Linked DNA regions of Mus musculus: region 1 is linked to region 2. The links are chromatin loops, found by intact Hi-C in ENCODE. Cell type or tissue: heart. All regions are shown on one strand. Each heading gives the region's core, and the rest is flanking DNA. Links, peaks and the distances in the headings are about the cores only. Region 1 overlaps Scaf4 (SR-related CTD-associated factor 4). Region 2 holds the start of Gm35714 (a long non-coding RNA gene).

Region 1 (12,540 bases), core at 2,107-10,106, 78 kb after region 2:
TTGACAAAACATTTTTTGTTATAAACTGTTAGTAGACATGTTCTGTCTATTGATAACTAGCAGACTAGATATTCCGAAGAGAAACAGAACCAGAAGAGATAAAAGTGCACTGATATCTTAGACTCTATGACTTCTAGAACATGTCTTACTCTAATCTTGAAATTAAGCTATCAATGAAATGAAAATAATTAGAAAATTACGAAGTGGTCTTAGTTTTTAAGCTATTTTATGAGTGTCATTCTGCCTGTAACGTGCACTCTAGAACCAGTTATGGACATCTGTGAACCACCACTGTGAGTGCTGTGACTCTATTGCAGAGCTGCCTTCTACTCCCAGTCTTAATGTTTTAAAGAAAGGAATGTATGGTGCATGTTTGTGTATGTGTGTATGAGACCAGAGGTCAAAGTCAGATGTCTTCTACCTTGTTGGAGACAGGGTCTCTCACTGCGTTTGAAGAGCATTAAATGGCCAGGCTGACTAGCCAGGACCTGTCTCTGCTCTCCCAGTGCTGGGTTTCCAGGATGCCTTGCCACAGCAAGCACCTAGCCATGGAGCCATCTCTCCGGCACCTTAAACATTCTTTATAATGGTACTTAGCCCAACCTTTCTTTTCCTTAAACTTGAAAATTGTTTTTCTCAAATTTACTTCCCAATAGATTATAAGTATGCCTACTGTTCTCTTCTTTGCTAATATTATATAAATTCTAAGATGACAAAGTATTTTTCCTTTAAGTCTTATTATTCCTGTTTAACTGCAAAGTTTAAGGAAACAGACAAAAACCCAAGATTAGACAGTGGGACAGACAGCAAAGACACATGCCATCAAGACTGAGCTGGCTTCTCAAATCCATACAGAAGAGAGAACTGATTCCTGAAAGCTGTCCTCTGACCCCACATTCACATGTGGCACAAAAAAAAAAAAAAAAAAAAAAAAGAACAAAACAAAACAAAACAAAAAAAAAAAAACAAGAAAGAAAGAGAGAGAGAAAAAAAAAGCGGGCTGGGTGTGGTGGCACATGCCTTTAATCCCAGCACTCGGGAGGCAGAGGCAGGCGGATTTCTGAGTTCGAGGCCAGCCTGGTCTACAGAGTGAGTTCCAGGACAGCCAGGCCTACAGAGAAACCTTGCCTCAAAATAAGAGCAACAGCTAGGCATTGGTGGCGCACGCCTTTAATTCCAGCACTTGGGAAGCAGAGGCAGGCTGATTTTTGAGCTCAAGGCCAGCCTGAACTACAGAGTGAGTTCCAGGACAGCCAGGGCTACACAGAGAAACCCTGTCTTGAAACCCCCCCTCCAAAAGGGGGGGATGCTTCTGAAAGAATCATACAAATATTAGCAGTGACAGGCAGGTATCAAAGTCTTCAGTAAGATGCAGGTTTCAAAGGCACTCCATTCCACTCCACTCTTGGTTTTTGACTCAATGTATCCAATGCACAAGTTTTTACCCAATCAAAAGCTAAAGCCAACACAACTATGATGTTGAATAACATAAAAGTATTCATAAATTTCTCAACAAAAGAGAACTGTCATGGGGGGGACAGGGCAGAGGAATGCTTGTCCAGCTAATTATAGCCTAAAGATAACTCCAAAAACCATTACTAAAACAGGTCAGGGGTAACTTAAACGGGCAGGGGTAACTTAAAGGACCTTCTGACATAGCATTTCATTTTAGATCTTTAATGTGTTATTTACTGGGCTGGAGAGATGACTCAAAGGTTAAGAGCGGGGGCTGGAGAGATGGCTCAGCGGTTAAGAGCATCGACTGCTCTTCTGAAGGTGGTGAGTTCAAATCCCAGCAACCACATGGTGGCTCACAACCATCAGTAATGAGATCTGATGCCCTCTTCTTGGGTGTCTGAAGACAACTACAGTGTACTTGCATATAATAAATAAATAAATAAATAAATAAATAAAAAAGGTTAAGAGCACGGGCTGCTCTTCCAGAGGTCCTAAGTTCAAATCCCACACCCACATGGCGGCTCACAACCATCTGCAATGGGATCTAACGCCCTCTTCTGGTGCGTCTGAAGACAGCTACTCATCAATGTCAGGTATGACTTGTCCATGAAGTAAGTTCTATTTGGTTGCAGTCTATGCTGCTTGCAAATTTTAGAACCTAGTAGTACTGGCATACTCAACTTAGATATATATTATTTATATGTCTAATATATATAATACTATATATCCACCTTTTTAATAAAATTTTTTAATTACAAAAATAGTATTTAAAAACTTTTACTCTTTAAATTCTTAGCAGTGCACGCTGAGTAGAAAATGCATATCTGGAAAACTATGGTTGTATGTGTATTTGTAAATGACATCTGTGCATTAAAGGAAGGGTCCTTTTAAAAATGTCTTATTTCCACATAAATTCTACTTTTTTGAGGGGTGCCAAATCCTTTGAAGCCTAAATGTTTAACCAACACTTTTCAGTTGCTTATATGTAGACAGGCCTACCATCAACAGAAAAACACTTTAACTTCAAAAAAGTTGGGGGCTGGTGAGATGGCTCAGTGGGTAAGAGCACCCGACTGCTCTTCCGAAGGTCCAGAGTTCAAATCCCAGCAACCACATGGTGGCTCACAACCATCTGTAACGAGATCTGGCACCCTCCTCTGGTGTGTCTGAAGACAGCTACAGTGTACTTACATGTAATAAATAAATCTTTAAAAAAAAAAAAAAAAACTTCAAAAAAGTTGTTTTAAAAACAAGCAGGGGAAAGGTACTGTGTTGCTTCACTGCTCCCATGAACAGTGTCTTGAATTCTTCTTTCCAGCCCCTTTTCTCTGTCCCCTTTGGTACTGGGGACCAACCCTTGGGTCTCTATGTGCAAGTGCTCTCTACACTCCAACCCAAGGTCTTTAGTTTGATATAAGTAGCACATTTCCCCACCTACTTCTTTATAAAACCTACTCCTCAGATTTCTACACGTTTCAAACCAGACACAGTTCAAATCAATTTTTCCCTTAATTTTCTATTTATCACATTTCCCCATAAATGTATCAAATTTTATAATTCCAGAATTTAGAGAAACATTTTACAAAATAAACACATGTAAATGTAAAACTTGTTGATATTAACCATAAAACCATGTGATCTTAACAGCATGTGTTCCCCATGAAAACAGCACAGTAGCACAAGCGAGGCTCACTTGCTTTACTCTAACCTCTTACTAAGTCCAAACTTGTTACACTTACTGTTGATAGAAGGCATTTTCAAAGTAGTTTCTAATGATCTGCCCTAAAACATATCCCAATTTATGTTTCATTTTAGAGAACTCTGCCTACAATTTCAAGTGACACTTCCCTCACCGTCTGTTGTTTTGTTGTGTAGCTGTTCAGCTCCTGTTTCCAACACCAGGTCTTCCATCCTTACCTCCACTCTGGTTCACAGAACTGCAGTCAATCCAAACTCCCTTCCATTTGCTCAAGAAATGCACCAGAAGGTGATGCTAAAGACGCTGGTGCTGGCAGGATGGGTAAGTGGATAAAGGTGCTTGTCACCGGAGTTCAATCCCCAGGACCCATGCAAAGGTAGCACTAACTCCATATGGTTATCCTGACCTCCACAAGCACACTGTGGTGTGTACACACACCCACCACACACACAGCAATATTCTAGACTGTCCATGCTTGTCTCTGCCACTGCTCTAGTTCACTAACACAGAGCCAGGTTTCAAGAACAATTATTATTATTAATTATTATTATGCTTCACTAGTGAACTTGAACATTAGTATCTCATTGAAATCACCTATGAAGAATCTTTTTCAGTATTTCCTCCTAGACATCAACAAAGAACAAAAGAGCTTGTTTCAAAAATGTTAAATCATTTTATTGGAAAATAATTAGAAAAAGTTTTAGCATTTAGACAGATACATAATATTAGCTATAGCACCTGGTTGTTATCAATGAGCAAACACAGAATTTCTACCCTCTCTTGGCTTTTCCTGTCTCTTCTAGCTAACTTCTTAAAAATATCACATCAAAAACAAATATACCAGCCGGGCAGTGGTGGCGTATGCCTTTAATCCCAGCACTTGGGAGGCAGAGGCAGGCGGATTTCTGAGTTCAAGGCCAGCCTGGTCTACAGAGTGAGTTTCAGGACAGCCAGAGCTATACAGAGAAACCCTATCTTGGAAGGAAAAAAAAAAAAAACCCACAAATATACCTTCTGAATAAAATTTAGAAATCAACAAAATAATTTTTTTCTTTAAGTTTTTCAAGACAAGGTTTCTCTGCAGTCTTGGTTGTCGTTCGCTCTATAGACCAAGTTTGGCTTCAAAAACAAGAATTCCTCCTTCCTCTCCCTCTACCTGCCACATGTGTTTTGCCACCACTGCCCCACTCAACACAATAATTTACAAAGCCATGTGGTTGGCTAACAGATTTTGTTTTCAATCTAACAACCAAATTGAGCAAGAAATAGTAAAATGGTTTGTCATAATGTAACATTTGAGTTTTAAAAAGTTTTTTTTTTTAAATATAATGAAACTATACTCTAAAACTGTACAATTCACTGGTTTTTAGAATACTGGACAACAATGAAGGGCCTTTATATAAATTTGGACAGCCACCATAATGGCACATACCTGTTATCCTATCACAACAGAGCCAGGCACTGACTGCTGCACACTCAGAAGTAGTCTGGGCTACAGTGTTACCTGCTCATCTGAATTACAAAGAAAGATCCTGTTCCCAAGAAAGAGAAAGACTTGCATGTGACAATCACCATGGTTTAGCTATCCTTTCTTTGGTGGACTTAACTATTATTGTTTGTCAAATCTTAGGAATTAGATGATACATACACATTTTAAAAAAATGTGTGGTGGCACCTGCACAAAGCCTTTAATCCCAGCACTTGGGAGGCAGAAGCAGGCAGATCTGTTTGAGTAGGAGGCCAGCCTGACCTACAAAGGAAGTTGGCAGGACTTCAAGTGCTATACAGAGAAACTTGTGGCGCTCACCCGTTCAGTGCCCAGGGATCCCCAAGCCCAGACTTTTAAGTGGATGCTGGGATCCACAATCGACCTTATGCTGACACAACAAACACTACCGAAATGAGCCACATCCTCACTCTAGGCGTTTATTTGTAAGGGATACCATGTTACCTAAGGAGTTACAAGGCGCAATGGAGCACCTGCTGCTCTTGCAGAACAACAGGTTCAGTTCCCTGTACCCACATGGTGGCTTTACAACCACCCATAACTGCAATTCTCAGAAATCTCCCCTTCTGGCCTCTGCTGGCAGTGTGCACCTGATGCACAGGCAAAATGCTCCTACAAATAAAATAAAACCTATAAAAACTTAGATACATTATAATAATAATGTAGTTATACCCTATGTAGGTAGGGTTTTATTGCTTCAGTTAAAAGTTAGTGCTAACCAAGAACAGGGAGAGGACAAAATAGAAATCTCATTATTAAGTACACAAAAACACTGGAGATCTTTCAGAGGTAGATTATATACTACAAAGTTGGTCAACTGCTTTAACACAATAGCTTATAGAGAGAGGCAACTCCACCAGTAGACTAGTGGCCTAGGGAATAGGATAAATAAGATCCGGTCTAAACACAACACATGCTCTGTTTATTCTTTACTTACCATTAAGTATTTGTAATTTAAATACCATCAGGAATAAAATATCCCACCATCCTAGTATCTTGTTAGTCTAGACTCTTAAGTCCTAAAGGAGTACAGTGGCTCCTGCTGGGATTAACCAACATTCCACTGGCAAGCCTACATATAACCTAGAGCGCAAATCCACTGAGCATAAGTTCATCAGGAAATACCCATTTCCCCACCTCAAGTTGTCAGTTCCAAATAGTCACTGTAAAAAATTATGAAACTGAGATTTCTTTGGGTCCAGTGTCTCCAGTCTTGTGATATACCTGAGTATATTCCTGTGTTTGAGCAATATACTCAACTATGCTGGTTATATCAATGCCTTCTCCTTGCTGAGATTATGTTTCTAATATACTTGCAAAGAGCTAGAATAAGTGTCAAACATACAGTGAATATGGAGCTTTAAAACTGAAGCCTCATGAACAAAAATTATGCAGAATGTCATTACTAAATGACAAATGGGAAATGGGAATTCATACAGAAGTTTACAGTGGTATAAACAGGTAAAAAATCAGACACTGTTTTTTGAGGTAAAAAGCATGACTGAATTAAGACAGAAGTCTGTGGTGTGTGGGAGCGTATGTGGAGGCCAGATGACAACTTGACGGGGTGGTTTCACTCCTTTCACCTTTGCTAAGGTTCCAGGGACTGAACTCAGGTGGTGAGACTCTCAGCGAGTACTTTCACTTGCCTCTCTCCGTAGGGTAGTTTTTGATTAAGATGATAACTGACACTAAAATCAATGCTGCACACATAGCCGGTATTAGGAGTTCTCAGTCTTATTGTCAACCAGGCTTTTTATGTTCCTACCAGACTCCCAGGGACTTCCTGCCTATAAACATGCTGCCTCATGTACAACTTTGTAATTAAAAGATTATTTTTTCTTCAGTTAAGGGTATCTAGTCATTTAACTGTCTACTGAACAAAATTGTGAAGGTTAAGTTTAGTAGCCACTGACAAAACAATTTACAGGCCGACGAATTGGCTCAGAGGTTAAGAGCACTGATTGCTCTTCCAGAGGTCCTGAGTGCAATTCTCAGCAACCACATGGTGGCTCACAGCCATCTGTAATGGGATTTGATACCCTCTTCCGGTGTGTCTGAAGAGAGGAACAGTGTACTCATATACATAAAATAAATAAATAAAATAAACCTTTTAAAAGAAGTTTTATTAGGTACTAACTAACTACACTTTTCTGCTGTGATACGTACTTGCAACTGGTATGATTCTATGCATGTGTATACAGTTCAAATTTCTTTTTTGGCTTTTTTTCTTTTTTTTTTTTTTTTTGGTTTTTTCGAGACAGGGTTTCTCTGTGTAGCCCTGGCTGTCCTGCAACTCACTTTGTAGACCAGGCTGGCCTCGAACTAAGAAATCCACCTGCCTCTGCCTCCCGAGTGCTGGGATTAAAGGCGTGCACCACCACACCCGCATTTTGGCCCTTTTTTAAACCTAATTACTGATTATGTTTGTGAAAATAAGTGTCTGTGAAGAAAACCCTGCACTGTCAACTCTTCTGCCCATCTAGAGTCTGTTCCAGTGCAGACTACTAATCACATGGGCTTATACTATGGCACTCCAATTATCCAAACAAATGAGAACTTTGGAGAGCTAACTGCATGGCTGCCCATTTTTAGTGGGTCTATTGTCCACTCGCCTCTGATAAAACATAACAAGTGGAAAAACAAAAACAAAAAACCCAAAACAACAACAAAAAACCTAGTTTCTAATTCTTAACTGCTTCCCAGAGTTTCCCCTGGTTTTCAGATTACTCTAACCCAGCTACCTGGTAAGGTGTCAGTTCATATACATCAGTAAAGAGCTCTACCTATGCTGGGCGTGGTGGCACATGCCTTTGATCCCAGCACTCGGGAGGCAGAGGCAGGCGGATTTTGAGCACTCGGGGTTTGAGGCCAGCCTGGTCTACAGAGTGAGTTCCAGGACAGCCAGGGCTACACAGAGAAACCCTGTCTCGGGAAAAAAACAACAACAACAACAATAAAAAACAAACAAAACACTCTAACTATAAAGTAAGGAATGTAACCAACAAGCCACACAACTGCTGACTCTAACAGTCATGGTCAGGGGATATAATACTGTGTTATCAAGGTAATTTAAAATGTGATTTCAATGTGTACAGACATCCATACAAAGTAACTCGAAAATACTTAAACTGTGTCTTCTTCTAGCCCATGGCCAAAAACCTACAACTTATTTCTGGCTTTAAACAAAGAAAACCATCATTTTGTCATCTTTCTTTAAAAAAAAAAAAAAGGTATTAGATTATCTCCAATTCTGTTTAACCATATGTAAAAACTAAATCTTTCTATTACTCATATTTATCTTTAAATCAATTTATTATTATATAGGTAATTTTTTCTGGAGCTAAATACTTGACAAAAATGTTAAAGAGGAACACATTTTTATCAACATTAGGGATAAGTGCTGTTGGAATGTTCTGAAGAGCCAAATTTCCTTCCATTATTACTGTGTAAATAGACTTCGAACACTGACAGAGACAGACTTGGGAATAGAAGAAAACGGTAACTAACAGAATCCAAACTCTCCTGGAATAACAAGGCAAATCCTGTAGAAAGCTGCTAACAGATTAGTATGTCCCTTTTACAAAATAAGAGCATTCTGAAACCTTTTCCCACTCAGATCTCTCAATAAAGATTGATTTAAAAAGTATTAACATTGCAGGTTAAAAAACAGGAATAGTCTCAACAGAGATCTAAGTTCCATTGAACAATCGTCCCTAGTAACCAAGAGGTGAAACATCAAGGCACTTACAGTGTAAGCAGGGACAGCAAGCTCCCAGCTGACAGACTTCTCCTTTCAGGGTAAGTGCTGAGTCAAGAGCGGCCGGCCGCAGAGCATCAGCTCATAACCAAGTCCTCACAGCTTAATCTGTCTGACTTTAAGATAGCTGGGTCTTAAGACTACTTCTATTTCTCCCCTCCCTGCAAAGCAGCACTGTATGCCACACCTCAGTGCTAACACCTCAGAAAGCTCGTTGGTGCCGTAGTCATGTCAAGACTCTAGATGCTTCCTCTCCTTTTTCATTTTCTCACAAGCACAATAGTGCAACAGTGCTTGCCAGGGGCTGTTACTGATGGAACTCCCCCCCCCCCATACTTTGAGTTTATACTTCTAATACATATAAAAATACAGTTTGCTATTGCCTTTAACATTGAGAATCTAAAGGAGTCAAAGTGCAATGTGAGTACAACTGTCAGCTCAGAGGGATGTGCACAGGAATACATTTGACAAAGTTCATTGCAGTTTATCAGCAAAAATGGATTCTTTGAAGAATTTAAGCACATTTAATGTGCACAAAAAGCAACATATGTACAAACACAGACTCTGACTTCATTGGTCACAGGCCTCAATTCACCATCTGATTGTCTGTTGGAAGCAACAGCTTAGGAGAGGACAAAAACAAAAAGAGCTATTTTTAAATTAAAAAAAAATAAACAAACTCATTTTCATTAAAAAAAATTTACAGTATTTTTATACATTCAAGATTTTAAAATTAGAGATATATGGGAGGGGTAGGCTATATTCTTTGAAAGCCTAAAAATATAATTATAGGGGTTAAAAATCTGTAACTTTCTACCTTCCAAGTGCTGGGATTGAAGGCACCCACCACCCAGCTAAAAAATTCTGTAATTTTTACTCATTCCATAAACTTCAGCGAAATTTTAAACTTTCACACTGAGGAAAACCACAAGGAAGAGTACAAAGTATTGGCCAACATGGACCTGCCTTAGTCCATCAAGACTTATTTATCAGTGTCTTTGAGAGAATAGTACACCCAAATAGCAAGTTAATGAGTGCCTTTCTTCTTCTGTACCAAGCAGACTTCAGTGACATCATTCCCAATCTGCCTTCCTTTTACCATTCCCAACCTTCTCCTGCTGCTTTCAACTCACCTCTTCACATTCCTTCCCTGAATCTGCTTAATTCTCTCCTTTCAAGTTTATTTCATGTATATGGATGTTCTGTCTGAATGTATGTCTGTGCACAAGAAGAGGGCATCAGATTGCCTGGAACTGGAGTTACAGACTGGTGTGTGAGCGGCCAGGTCTCCAGCAAGAGCAGTCAGCACTCTTAACCAGGGCAATGCCTCCAGCCCCAAAGCCTCTTCCTACCTCATAGAGACTAGGGTTCATGCCATACCACCCCAACAGCCCAATCGCATCTGATAGTCCCACCTCCTACCAAGACTAAACCTTATAGTGTAACACACATAAACACATGGCCTGCTGTTCAGCAGTGCTTCCCATCACCCATCCTCTAACTACTCTAACTACTCAAAACCAAACAACCAAAGAGTGCACTTGACCTCTTACTTCCTTATGCATTCAACCCCAAACTTCAAATTCTATTACCCTTAAAGGCTCAGTGGCCATAAGTCTGTTGCCCAGTCCCTTGGTACTCTACAAAGCATATCAATTAAGAAGACGTTTACATTCAAACCTTGGCTCTGCCAATATTTAGAAATGGGCCCTTTCTTCAGTGAATTTTTATTTAACTTCTCTGAAAATCTGCCTCTCTCTATGTAACTGGATGTCTGTGCAAGGCTGCAGGAATACATGCCTGTTAAAGCAGACATAAAGTGCCCAACAAGCAAGCCAAAGCATACTCTCTCTCTCTCTCCCCTGCACTCTGGAATTTGCACCAGCACCCATCTGAGAGTGACTCTGTCCCTGTTTTGGCTACTTCCAACTTTAAATACTACATTCCCTATGGCTTGCCAAAAACATCCATGTGACCGTTCCACACAACAGCTACTTAACCTATTTCACAACCAAACACACGTTCTTCTCCACCAAGCTTAATTTTGAAGACTGGCTTACACTGATGGCACCATCACCATCTCGGCATCTAGAATACAGTGGCAAAAGCCATTTATGGAACTGCCGGGCACCAAGGTCCCTGAATTACTTTGGCTCACATCCGTTCATGCCTCTCCCACATGACAGCAATACAAACAGAACACAATCTTGCCATCTTACTACTTAAAACCGTCCATGTTTACCACAGCCAGAAATGACATCAAGTCCTTTAGATGGGAAGCATCACACCACACACTACCATCCACTGGTTCCAAGAATCAAACTGCTACCCAGTCCTCAGCCCTGCTGCCCCTTCAAACCACCGCCTCTGAAATCCTAAAACGGAACCTTTTCTTCTGAGTTTCCACTGACACCTCATGGACACCGCACAACACACAGAGGAAAAACTCTTCTTTTCCTATTAGACGTGCTCCCTGAGTGACAGAGAGTCTTCCAATGCTGGGCGTGGTGGCGCACGCCTTTAATCTCAGCACTTGGGAGGCAGAGGCAGGCAGATTTCTGAGAGGCCAGCCCGATCTACAGAGTGAGTTCCAGGACAGCCAGGGCTACATAGAGAAACCCTGTCTCGAAAACAAAACAAAACCAAACCAAAAAAAAAACACACACAAGGACACTCAACATTTTTAAGCCACCAGCAGACTTAGGAGATTCAGGGTTACTGACAAGCACCTGACCTCCTCAGTGAGGTTTTTCTGAATGGGGGAGAGAGAAAAAGAATGAGCACAAGTCCTTAGGTTTTAGTTTGCAACTTAGCAGAGAGTTGGCAATGGCAGCATTCACCTAACAAGTGTAACTTCAAGTTCATAGACTAGGATGAAAGGGAAATCTACGAGAAAAGCTCAGTATGCCATTTAAAGGTCAAAATGCTATTTCCCCTTCTTAAAGAGCCACACACAAGTTTCATATTTCAAAGCAATCAAATGGACTGCAGTTTTAGGCTATTTTTCCTCATCCATTCAACCAGAAGCTTCAAATTTTATTATCCTTAAAAGGTTCGATGGCCTTAAGTCTTTAATCTGTTGACCACTTCCTTAGTAGTCTAAAAATCCTAATTCAGTGGAACGATTAACATTAGATACCTTCCACAATACCTTAAATAAGGAGTGAATGTTTCTGGTCTTTAAAAACACACGAAAAATTCTTGTTCATTAGACCTTCAGGTTAGCTTTCACCTCAAGAGGTGTGTCTGAAATCTTAAGACTGGCATTTGTGTAAATTCACCTCTATTCAAGAACCATTTGCCAGGCACCTGCTATGAGCACCTGCTAAGAGTGCAAGTCAACGTACAACTTGAGTAGTTAGTGAATTATCACTGACTTCTGGGATCCCACATTATTTTACTGCTTTGAAAATCATCTCTAGTCAACTCTTTTTTGTTATTGTTGTTTTTTTTTTTTTGTTCTGTTTTGTTTTTTCGACACAGGGTTTCTCTGTGCAGCCCTGGCTGTCCTGGAACTCACTTTGTAGACCAGGTTGGCCTCCAACTCAGAAATCCGCCTGCCTCTGCCTCCCAAGTGCCCGGATTAAGGCGTGCGCCACCACTGCCCAGCCTCTAGTCAACTCTTTCATCTCACTTCCCATCACCAAGTGCCAACTACGGCTGTCTGGAAAGACATGGACTCCTCAGCTGAGGAAAAGTATTTTAAGGGGGTAATTTGGACAGCAATAAATATTCTCAACTGCAGGACTAATTGGAGGGTCCCCTTCTGCAGCGCTACGAATAGAAAGAGAAGTAACAACCTAATACTATTGCGAACTGAGCCACAGAAATCTCATTGTGAGATGGAGCAAGTTCTGACACCACATCAACACGTGTCAAACTATGACATCAGATTCCTTCAGTGGTATTTGAAACGGGAAACATACCCCAACTTAATTCACAATAGTTTCCACTCTGTAACTGCGTTTTAAAGCATCAGTGGTCGTCTCCTCCTCCCACATCCATTCAGATAAATAAGATAGTATGGACTTTATGCCCCTAAGCAGCACATGGAACGATCAGAGATACAACTAGAGAGCTTTAAGGCGGCAGGCAGCTTTGTTCCCGGTTTGGGGA
Region 2 (12,540 bases), core at 2,054-10,053:
ACAAGTAACTGCATGACATCCACCCTGGTTGGTCATCCATTCACTGCCTTCTTTTCTTTTATCTTATTCTTCTTGGTTATCTTAGTGCCCAGATTCATTTCCAGATATTAAAAAAATAAGTATAATTAGGGCTGGAGAGTCGGCTCAGAGGGAAAGAATACATGTTGCTCTTGCAGAGGACCTGGGTTCAATTCTCAGCACCTACAACCATCCATAACTCCAGTCCCAAGGGACCAAACACCCTGTTTTGACTGCTGTGTACACAAGAAATGTATGTGGTGCACAGATGTATATGCAGGCAAAACTCTCATACACATGAAATTGTAAATGTTTAAAAGAAATAAGTACAATTATATTTCCAGTTCAAGGATTGAACATGGAAATGATAAACTCACAGCCATGATGCACTCATTCATCAATGTAAGATCATGAGTGGGCACATTCATAAGTCTCAGGGAATGTGGATCAATTCAGAGTTCCTTTGCTATCCAAGGTAAGTGACAGGTGGTTGATGTCTTTGAGGAGCAGAGTTCAGGTGATATACAAATCATCATTTTAATGTCTAAACTCCATTCCCAACTCTAAGGATCTAGTCGTCTTTGAGAAAGAAAAATGTCCAGGTCTTTGGAGGAAGTGATTGAGGTGACAAAACTTCTCGAGAAGGCAAGACAACCAAAAAGACATCTGAGGTTCTCTCCCATCTGAGAGTCCCAGTTCCAAATCAGATGTGACTGTATAACTTGGAAGTAACCACAGAAGCCAAGAAATTAAATAGAGACTGTAGGGGGTGGGGGAAGCGCGAGAGAGGAACATCAGAGCAGAAGTAATTTGAAGTGAGGAATGAAGAAAATGGATGGAGAGTAATCCTGAGAGGAGGAAGTTAAAAAAAGAAAAGAGAAAAAAGAAGAGGGATGGAGGAGCCCAAACAACAGCAAGAATGTCTGAAAAGTTATAAGAAATCATATTATCTAGTCACCTAAAATTAAATGTAATAATATAAATATTTGTATATAGAGATTTCAAATGAAAAATTTCCACTTGAATTGGCAATGCTCCCTGAAAAAGCCATAAGACTATCTTAACAAAAATTCTACATCAGAAAATTACCCTTCCATGTTGTTAGGAAAATCTAAGAGGCTCCCAAAACACACAGGCTATTGCTATTGTCTCTAGTTGCCTCCCAGAAGTTGAAGGTAAGCCACTTTTGTTAAAGACACCACATATTTGGACACAGGACATGGAGGACCTGAGCTGGGTCTGACACTGAAATTTCCTTCCATGCTTTTCTTGCATGGTAGGTACCAGAAGATGCCACTTGGCTTCCAAGGGAAGCAGCCAATAGTCTTACCCAGCCACACCTCTTATGAACTACAATGACCAGCATGCCATGAGAACCTTAAGGGCACAGTAGCAGTGCTCATGTCTTGGTTGTAACCAACAGCTCTCCAATTGAACTTAAGGTTTGCTCAACAAAACTAGTACTGAAAGCTTAGCAACTTTCTGAGGTTAGTGAGGTCATGATTTTGGAGGAGAATCTATAAGCCCCACTTCACTGAGCTAGCATAATCCCTAACTATACTCTAAATATTTACTCTTATACATACATACATACATACATACATACATACAAGTGTAGCTTTCACTCCTCAATATAGAAACTCTTTGCAACTGATAGAGACCATTTCAGAAAAATACATCCAATGAAAATGTAGAGAACAAGTGGTCATGTGGTGCTCAGTCCCAAAGAACACAAGGACAACATAGAGAACACAGGGACAACACAGAGAACACAGGACAGCACAGAGAGAACTCAAGGACAACACAGAGAACACAAAGACAACACAGAGAACACAAGGACAACACAGAGAACACAAGGACAACACAGAGAACACAAGGACAACACAGAGAACACAAGGACAACACAGAGAACACAAAGACAACACAGAGAACACAAGGACAACACAGAGAACACAAGGACAACACAGAGAACACAAAGACAACACAGAGAACACAAGGACAACACAGAGAACACAAAGACAACACAGAGAACACAAGGGCAACACAGAGAACACAAGGACAACACAGAGAACACAAGGACAACACAGAGAACACAAGGACAACACAGAGAACACAAAGACAACACAGAGAACACAAGGGCAACACAGAGAACACAAGGACAACACAGAGAACACAAGGACAACACAGAGAACACAAGGACAACACAGAGAACACAAAGACAACACAGAGAACACAAGGGCAACACAGAGAACACAGGACAACACAGAGAACACAGGGACAACATAGAGAACACAGGACAACACAGAGAACACAGGACAACACAGAGAACACAAGGACAACACAGAGAACACAGGACAACACAGAGAACACAAGGACAACACAGAGAACACAAGGACAACACAACACAGCTCCTGCACTATGGCTCAGGGAACACTGTGGAAGAATATGGGAGAAGTGGAAGAAGGATTGTAAGAGCCAGAGGCATAGGATGTCTACCGTGAGATTTCACCTCCTAAAAATACCAGAAAAGCTACACCCATGAACATAGCTGCCTAAACAAGACCCGAACAAGGATGGCATCAACAGAGAGGCTAACACGGACCAGGGAGATCCCGTGGAGCCCCAACCCTAGACAAAGAACTACAGGCAACCTAACACATACCTTATACAGAAAAGGAGAGAATAAAGAGAAGAGAGGGTGCTGGCTCACCCCTTAGTCCCGGTACTTGGAAGGCTGCGGCATGAGGATTACTGTGAGGCCAGCCTGGGCTACATAGTGAGTTCCAGGGCTATAAAGCAAGCTCACTGAACCATCTTGCCACCCCTTCATTCGTTTTTTTTTTTTGTAGCGATGTGGTACTCCACTGTGAGACACGCTATAATTTATTCAAAAGACATTTTTACATATGGACACGGTTTAAAGAATTTTTGGAGTTACAAATTACATATAGTAGCTTATTTCAGGCCGATGTCTGCCTGTCCATCATCTATTGATCATTTTCATAGTTCCTAAGTATCTTGAAGCGAGAGTTCTGCTTTGTCATACCGTTTCGGATTCCTGGATTCCTTGTCTACTCTACAGACCTCATATTGTTTTGTATTCTCAAGACTAAGCACACAATGGCATTACCGTTCTGCTGGACAACAAGTGCAGTGTAACTGATCTAACCTCGGGGGTTTTCTCGTATGTGCAGAGCTGGCATTCACCGTGAAAATGCCCCCAGAGGCCTTAATTCCAACAAGGGGCTTTTTTTGGGCTTTGAGTATTATTCTTCAGGGAATATTCAATTCCTTTTCTTCCCCCCAGACAAGAGAAGTGGTTAGTCAGCTTACAGGAATGGGCTCTTCATGGCCACAGTCATCAAATGTGCCTCTACATAAGTGGGCAAGCAGTACACTTGTGCTGAACCATGGCATCTGCATGGAGCTGGCCACTTCTGTCTCAGTCCCCACAGCACCTCTTCCTGGAGGCACACAGATAATGTCTTCCCAGTAAGGAGGAAATGAGGAGATTCAGAGAGAGCAAAAGGCTTACCTGGAAAGTGGAAAATCCAAGACTAGAGTCACATGTTCAGAGTCCTAGCCCAAGACTAAAGACTTTGGGCACTGGTTCCCAAGATCTCTCTCATGTCTCATGACAGTAAGGGCCAGGGTTTCACTACTACTTCTACATTCAGTAGTTCACGACATGGCAGCAATTATATTTACAGTTATGATTTTTTTAAAAAACAAAAGGACAAAGATTGACAGCATCCAAGGAGGGAAAAACAGTTTCATATGCAAAGCTTCCCTGCGTCCTTAACCAGCGAAGTCTTAGGTGATATTGAATGTTTTTGGAAAAAATGTGTGACTGTGAGTGTGACAGAGTGCAGGGCAGGAGTGTGCCACAGTGTGAGTGTGACAGAGCACAGGGTAGAAGTGTACCACAGTATGACTGTGAGTGTGACAGTCTCAGGACAGGAGTGTGCCACAGTGTGACTGTGAGTGTGACAGTCTCAGGACAGGAGTGTGCCACAGTGTGACTGTGAGTGTGACAGAGTACAGGGCAGGAGTGTGCCACAGTGTGACTGTGAGTGTGACAGTCTCAGGGCAGGAGTATGCCACAGTGTGAGTGAGTGTGACAGGGCAGGAGTGTGCTACAGTGTGAGTGAGTGTGACAGGGCACAGGGCAGAAGTGTGCCACAGTTGAGTCTTATGGACATGGCAGCTGACCCATCGGTTGGTCTCCTCAGTTTTTAATCACTTCCGGGGTCAGGCTGATATTTCTTGTCCAAATCTCTCACCATAAATTAGACTATAGGGCATTACGCAAGGGCGTACAGCTAACAGCACTCTTATCAGACAGGTCATCCCAAGAGTCGAGATATGGTTTCCCAGGAGCTGAGGACAAAGGTTTAGAATTCTTTATTGCACAATCTACTCTCTCTGCAACCCACTGTTGTAAGTGTGTGCCCTGCGGGCCATCACATTGGATTTATGTGAGTTTCTGTGCCCACAGAAAGGGAAATCCAATTTGACTACAAAACATGACTGGGAAATAGAATGTGAACATCCCAGAAGGGGAAGACAAGGCACAGGGGACACATAGGTGAACTTTATGAAGACAGAAATGCAGTAAGTTCCAAGGACAGAGAAGTCACGTCTGGAGTTTTTCTCTGTGCTGTCCATGTAGAAGCAAAGTGCTGGTTGGAGCCCATTGATTGCTGGTTCCAGTCCTGTTCCTGACTGATTGCACAGAGGACACCTAGGGCAAGTTCGGGGTTGGGGGGGGGGGGGTTGGGGGGAGTCTGAAAAGCCAACCCAACTGTGGTGTCAAGCTGCATTCAGAGTGAGGGAACCTCACTCGGCTTGCAGCCTGTGCAGTCGGTGTGGGCTCACCCCTGTACTCACTTTCTTATCTTTGCTATATTGGTAGTGGGAAAGGACCGCACCACCACTAGGGCAAAGTTCAACAGGAAGGAAGCCAAGGCTTATCATCTGGAGGAGCAGGAGCGGGGGCGGGGCGGAGGTGGGCGGGGCGGAGATCGGAGGAAACGCTGGGGCCGTGTGGAGGGTTGGAGGAACTGGCAGTGGTGCGCTTTTGCCCCAACCTGGACTGACCTCAAGGAGGACCTGGCACGTTTCTCTTCTCCCTAGTTCTGAGCCTACCCTCTGCCCCTTTAAGATTTCAGTTCGCCTCTAATCTTCCAGGGAAAATCGCTGGGCTCTGGACCGCCTCCCAAAGACGCCTGTGTTAGCAGCCTGGTCACCAGAGGGTGGTGCTGTTGGGAGAACGGAGAAGATTGAGAAGGGAGACTCAGCCCTCAACCAGGCCCCAGACTGTACGGTGGAGGGTGGAGCGGAGGATACTTACAGGGCAGAGCAGCATTCGACTTAGGGTGTGGGGTAGGTGACTGGAGCTGCGTTAGTCATGATCTGTGTGTCTGTAACCAAGCTCTGTGGTTTGCCATGCGATACACAAGAGGAAAAGGCCCAGCGTGACGGCACACACCAGCAGTTCTAGCCCTTGGAGCTGGAGGTAGGAGGATCAACAGTTTGAGGCCAGCCTGGGCTACATGAGACAACAATTCAAACAAACAAACAAACTCCCTCTCCTCCAGCCAAGCAAGATGCCCAAGGGGAAGAAGGCCAAGGGGAAGAAGGTGATCCCCACCCCCCATCGTGAGGAAACAGAAGAGGTGGTCAATCCTTTGTTTGAGAAAAGGCCCAAGAACTTAGACAGGATATCCAGCCCAAAAGAGATCCAACACGCTTCACCAAATGGCCCCGCTACATCAGGCTGCAGCGGCAAAGAGCCATCCTCTATAAGCGACTCAAAGTACCTCCTGCCATTAACCAGTTCCCCCAGGCCCTGGACAGATGCCCTACTGCATCATCAAGGGAAAGGCCAGGCTGGGGCATCTGGTCCACAGGAAGACACGCACCACTGTTGCCTTCACACAGGTTAACTCGGAAGACAAGGGTGCTCTGGCTAAGATGGTGGAAGCTATTAAGACCAATTACAATGACAGATAGGATGAGATCTGCTGCCACTGGGGAGGCAACATCCTGGGTTCTAAGTCTGTGGCTCGCATTGCCAAGTGGAAAAGGCAAAGGCTAAAGAATTCGCCACTAAACTGGGTTAAACGCACACTAAGTTCTCTGTACATAAATATAATTACAAAATTATCTCTCACCCCCCCAAAAAAAAACCCAAAGGAAAAAAAAAAAAAAAAGAAGAGGGAAGATATGAGGAAGAGGAAGAAGCTACAGTGTTATCACGACCTAAAAATAGCATTTTCAGTCTCCTGAAAAAGGCTCCACGAGTCTCCTCAGCAGACAGAGCCTGAGTTCTAGGTGTCCGACCTTAGGCACACACTTCGTGAGTTGGAGCCTCAGTCTCCCCAGCCCTGGAAGTGGTGATGGGAATCTTTCTCCTCCACCACTGGGTAGACACAGAGAAAAGCATTTGCCACTTGAGACTAATTCCTCAGTCTGATCCCTGAAATCAATTGTGAAATGGGGAAGTGACTCCTGAAAGCTTTCTTCTGCCCTCCACATGTGCTCCTTGATACATATGCCTCTGTACACGCTCGTGTCTGCACACGCACACACGCATACACGCACGCACAGCCTTTCAGGGGAGACTGAGGGTCAAATGCAATGATGTGTGCAGAGCCAGGCGCAAAGACTCCTGACACAAGGGGACTGCTGCATAAACTACAAGTTCTCCTCTGTACAGAACAAAGCCGTGGTGGCCTCAGGTTTCAGAATGGAGGATGGAAACTTGCAGGACCTGGGGCGCAGTCTTCTAACCATCTCTTGCGGCAAGAGGCAGTTGTACATTGTAGCGACTGTTGTGTAACAGGTTACATAACCACTCAGGGAAGCTAACTCCGCTGGAGAGCTGAGATTCACTGCCGTGGTCATGCAGAGGGAAACCACGTGCCTCTCAGTTCATTCCCCCTACTCATAGTGTGCCCTAGCCCAGCGCGACCACCACTGGTGCTTGCTGGAGGTGAGTCCCCTCTCTGCCAGCCAGCACACTCTGAGTGACAGCCAAGGTCACTGTCAGAGCTTTGGGTGACTTTGTGTGTGTGTGTGTGTGTGTGTGTGTGTGTGTGTGTGTATGTATGATATATGTATGTGTGAGAAGCATTGATGACATCTCTAAATTAGGGGCCAAAGCAGTATTTAAACACATTGAACCTAAACACAAGCCACTAATAACTTAAAAGAGTGATACACGTTCAGAGTTAACCTGGTAGGGAGGTAAGCACGGCTCTCCCTTGTTTCTTGGGGAACAGATTTTATTATACACCCCAGGCTTGTGCCTCTGTCTCCAGGGTGCTGGGATTGCACGCAAGCACCACCACAGACAGCTTAAGGACACCAATTCTACACATGTTCTAAGCAGGGTTTGAACAGCTTTGCTTTGTTGGGGGGTTGTGTTGTAGGAAAACCCATTGTTCTGAGAACGCTGGACTACATCTTGTGCCTCTAGATACCATTCCTAGACGAGGAAAAAGCTCCTTGCACCTCCGATTCAGTAAATCTGCCTTCTTCAGGTAGACTTGGAAATGGAATCACAGGGCTCCTGTGACAGACCTGGTTCACTTGGCACAGCGCTCACAAGGTTCATCTATGTTGTTTTATATTGTAGAGTTTTGACTTTTTAAGAACATACCTGTGCGTGTGCTTGCTACCTTGTGGGGTCTAGGGGTGGACTCAGCTTGTCAGGCCCTGAAGCACGTACCTTTACCCTCTGAGCCACCTTGGTGGTCCTGAATTCTTTTAGAAGGTTGAGTGGCACTCCACTGTATGTACCCATCCCACGGCCTTCGTCTCCTTGTCTTCTGAGAGGCTAATGTCTCGGTTGTTGTGAGCGCCCTGCCGTGAACAGGGAAGTGTGGACAGCAATTCAACATTCTAGTTTCCATGGTGGCCCAGGTCTGTAACCCTAGCACTCAGGTGAGGCAGGAATATCCAAGTTCAAGGCCAGCCTGGGCAATATAGTGTGACCTTGTCTTAAATAAAGAAATAAACAGCTTCCAGTACAGTGTCGGCTGGCTAGAACAGGGACAGTTCCAGATGGTCCCTACCCGATTCCTCATCTGGTTTAAAGTCTTCTGATGTTCACCACTGAGCTGGCTGTACGGACTGGGGACTTCCCTACTGTTCATAACCTCTTGAAAGTTTCTTTCGTTTGGAAAGTGGTTTTGTCAAATGCTTTTCCTGAATGTATTGCTATGATTGTGTTATTTTTGTCCTTTATTATAATTTCCATATGCTGAGGCCCCTAATAATTATGGTGTGTGACCCTTTATGTGCAGTTAGTTGTAGCTGAGTTGGGACTGTTTGTAAAGAACTTTTTTTTTTTAAGTTGACAGCATATTCTTTATGGATACTGGTCTATAGTTTGTTTTTTTTTTTTCTTCAAATATCTTTGTCTGTCTTTGGTTCTGGGTAATATTGGTCCCATGAAATGAATCTGAAAGGTTTTTTTCTTCATGTTTCTTCTGGAAGAGATTACGAAAGATTAGCAGTAGATTTTTTTTTTAAATATTTGGGAGCATCTAGCAATGACATGATCTGGCTCTGATAACCAATCCTATTAATCCAATCGCCGTATTAGTTACAACTGTTCTGCCCTCCTTTGCCATTCTGGTGTTCTGCGGCGGGGAGCACATAGATTTTCAAGTGTTGCGTCTTTCCAGGATACTGACATCTTTATCATTAAGTCACACCTCTGCCCCTTGTGAGTCTGACCCCAGCTCTATTTTGTTGATATAAGGATAGCCAGCCACCCTTGCTCTCTCGGGGGGGTATCTTCTCCTGTCCCTTTAGCTTCCTTGTGGCCTTAAATCCACAGCAATTCTTATAGAAAACATATAATTTCACCTTTTATTTTTAAATCCATTCAGTGATTATATGCCTTCTGATAGATGAATTTAAACCTTTACATTTAAAATAATCACAAATAGGGAAGGCTTTGCTGTTTGCACTTTTATTAACGGTTTTCTCTTATTTTCATAGTTCTTCTGTATGGGTTTTCTTCTCTTTACTTTTGTATTTATGTCCTGAGGGTTCTCTCTCTCTCTCTCTCTCTCTCTCTCTCTCTCTCAACTTCCCTCAGAATCCTTAACTAAACGTGAAGTTTGTGTTGAGAAGAGAAAGGCAGGATGACCAGGCAGTCTACTGGATGTGTTATCAGCTTGCCAATTTAAAAGAAGTCTTCTTATTTAGAAGCAGGACAAGGAGACAGACAGAGACAGGCAGATTTCTGTGAGTTTGAAGCCAGCCTCATTACACAGTGAGTTCCAAGGAAGTAATCGCACCAGGTTATAGGCAGTGAGGGTCTCCTGGTGTCCACTCACACCAAGCCAAACAAATGAGGAGTATGGCAATGCAAACATCAGCAGCAAGAAGCAATCCTGGGATGAAGTCTTTGGATGAAGTCTGGCCTTGCCTCACCCGAACTCTGCAGCAGAGTAAGGCAGTGGGCTGTTTCCAGGGAGCTTGCTTGCCCACCACAGCTCTTTCTGCATGGTACCCGCCAGCCAATCAACCAACCAACAATAAACAGAACGAATCAGGGTAAGAGATTTTTTGTCTCCTCGAGATTTAAATAACGTCCGTTTCTGACATACTTCCAGCACACCTTATGTCCAGCGTCACTGTTCACACTTCCCTGTGTGACTCTAGTGCTATGCTAGTCGCAGACACAAGCATCGAGCGCTTCCCAGACTCGAAGCTCAGCTGCGTCAGAGTTTTCCATGCTGTGGACCTAACACCCCTTCTCTATACGGATGGCATTTCACATAATCTGTCTCTGCAAGCTTATGTGAGGGTCAGATTCCATCCACGTGAGAGGACAACGAGGCGTAGTGAGTGACACACGAGGTAAGCACCTGAAATAGCTGACACGGGTTAAACAGAACAGACAGCAACCCAACTAGGAATAGAAAACACCTTACCCACCATCAGCAAACACGTTAGCATGAGCTCCGTCGGAAACGCCCGCCTCACATAGCTGATGCCCTGCAATGGCTCACCAGCAAGTGAATAATCAAAGACGAGGAAATGAAAACTGAAGCCCACATTCTCCCCAGCTCTCAGGCGGGGCTTAAGAGGGGGAGGATGGGAAACACACACCGACATTCCCAAGGACAGTTAGAAGGAACCTAGCCAGCACTGTATGTACTTTTAGCAGTTTGCATTTTATTGAAAGAAAATATGCACAGTGCAGAAGAATATACACACAGATCTCTTTCTCTCTTTGTGTGTGTGTGTGTGCGTGAGAGAGAGAGAGAGAGAGAGAGAGAGCACTTGATGCTTGGGTGGAGAGAAAAGCTTGTGGGCGTCAGTTCACTTCTCCCGCAGGGCTCCAGGATAAACTCAGGTCTTTAGGCTTAGTGGCAAGTGCCTGTAGCTACTGAGCCATCTCGCCTGCGCAATGCATGCTCATTTCTCAGGACACAACTAGGAAACTCAAACATCAAGTTATTTATCATCTGAGAGAGAGAGAGAGAGAATGAAACAAAACAAAACCAAAAAACCAAAAAACCAAAAAACTAAAAAAACAAAACACAAAAAAACAAAAAACCCAACAACAACAACAAAAAAACCTGAAATGGAAACTCATCAGCAGTGGAGAAGTAGGCTCCTGGTTAATCTCTTGAGCTCCTGGTTAACCTCGGGATTTTCATTTTCATTCTAAAACATGCACACAGAGAATTATAACACAAAAAAAGTTTCCCCTCAAAGAGTTGTTAGAGTTAAGACTCCTGGCACACTTAAAATATGTTCCACTCTTTAAAAGAACATTTCTAGAAGGTTCTCACTTTCAGAAATAAACAAGAAGGTACTCTAGGCTCATTCCCCAACCAGCTCACTAAGAACCACTTTCTCACCTTGCCAGACTGGTCAGACTTGTCTCCTACACTACAGCTGAACTGTAGCTCGCTCTCATATTCGGAGTCTGTACTCCAAAATAAGAATAAAAATAAAGATAAAAATAAAAACAGGAAATTCCCCAAAAAGGCAAAGCTGCCAATCACTCTGGTCCATGAAAAGTCAGGATCATGGTAATTGTCAAGAGTTTAAAAAGATCACACTCACGATTGGAGTAATTTAAGGTGGGGGGGAACCCTATGCTATATAATCCGGCAAAGATTAACCATGGAAGAAACTGGAGAGGGAAAGAGAATGCCAGCCAGGTGGCATGGAAAGAAACATTATCTTGGTTAGTATGAGAACACAGACCTCATAGCGGCAGCAGCATGGCTTCTTGCTGAATCAAGATGGGGGGGGGGGGGGGAGGAGTCTTATGATTTACTCAGACTCACTATGCAAAATAAGAGTAACTGCAGGCCAGTGGTGGTGCACGCCTTTAATCCCAGCAATTAGGGAGGCAGAGGCAGAGGCAAGTGGATCTCTGAAAGTTTGAGGGCGACCTGGTCTACAGAGGAAGTTCTAGGATCGCCAGGGCTACACAGAGAAACCCTTTCTTGAAAAACGAACCAACTAACCAACCAAGTAACCAACCAACCAACCAAGACCAGTGATTAGAGTTTATTTTAGACTGAATTGGACCTCATCATGGACTTCAAAGAACACAGGCTTTCAGAGAGGGGAAACCTGAATCAGGCCTGGTCACTACCATTTCTAGGTGGTGATTATTTTTACGAGCCTGTCATTTTAAACCCCCAGTTTTAAAATGGGATCCTGACATCTGTCTGACCTGTGCCTGTGAAAACAACCTGAGGAGTGTGAAGATAACTCATGGGCTGAGAGTCAAGGAAAAGCCAGGTATGTGAAGGGATGGGGGGGGGGGTTGGTAAGCCAAAAGGAGACACTGGGATGGTTACCAGTACAGTGTGAAACACCTGTCTTCTCTGGCAAAGCAAAGCAAAGCAAAGCAAAGCAAAAACCTCTGTCCCAAACAAGCAGTTTCTTGTCAAGTCCCCGCACCAAGTCAGCATCTTATTCCAGAAACCATCCTTTCCATCCCCTGGTCAGTTAGACGTTGGCTGTCTCCGTCTACCGCCCCTATCTGTGATTTCTGATCCCCTCTTCATCTAGTTAAAACACTCAAGAACAGACAAGAATGATAGTCTCCCCTCTTACTTTATCTACCAACTGGGATGCTTTCACAAGCAAGTGAAGAGACCCTATTTCAAAGAGGCTGAACTGATGCAGGGTATGCTATCTCCTGAAAGCATCCGTAGGAACTCAGTCTTCGCCTTAGCTAATTAGTAGGGCTGGAAAGACAGTGTCTTTCAGCTGCAACCTTCTTGGCTCATTTTACTGAAGTTAATTTTGATCATGTCTCCAAGAATGTTGCCCTGGGGCACAAGGAGAAGCCAGTCTAACTCTTCATTTTGTTCATCTTCATTTAAGAAAAAGAACATTTCCTGGGAGCTTCAAAGTGGTTCTCCTTCTGTCTTGAGGACCAGAATTAGGTGGTTCGCAAGTTTATCGCTAAGTTCCTTACTGGGGATCACAATGGGATGAGTTTTGGGTGTGTTTAAATGCACAAGA

Evidence for each region. Hi-C counts contacts between places; a loop is a spot of excess contacts. Peaks named below come from ENCODE experiments on the same cell type or tissue, not always from the same donor. Only the 100,000 strongest peaks of a DNase experiment are listed, where the experiment ranks them.
Region 1: a loop joins it to region 2, with 2.2 times the contacts of the local background. A loop is called at or near these places in 6 of 42 quality-filtered maps.

Annotation. Positions count from the first base shown.
Region 1 is chr16:90,270,761-90,283,300 of GRCm38, forward strand. All of the region lies in intron 1 of Scaf4 (SR-related CTD-associated factor 4), which reads right to left. Among named protein-coding and RNA genes, the nearest start is that of Scaf4, 7.5 kb to the right of the region's middle. In heart, for the core only: no CTCF peak of the experiment used is centred there; no DNase peak of the experiment used is centred there; H3K4me3 peaks cover 400 bases.
Region 2 is chr16:90,192,519-90,205,058 of GRCm38, forward strand. It overlaps Gm35714 (a long non-coding RNA gene), which reads right to left and starts at 11,284. Exons shown (of 3, transcript XR_003951898.1): 1 at 9,975-11,284; 2 at 5,372-5,530; 3 at 4,795-5,279. In heart, for the core only: a CTCF peak has its summit at 5,257 (motif pointing right); a DNase peak (open chromatin) is centred at 5,123; H3K4me3 peaks cover 1,234 bases; H3K27ac peaks cover 3,261 bases.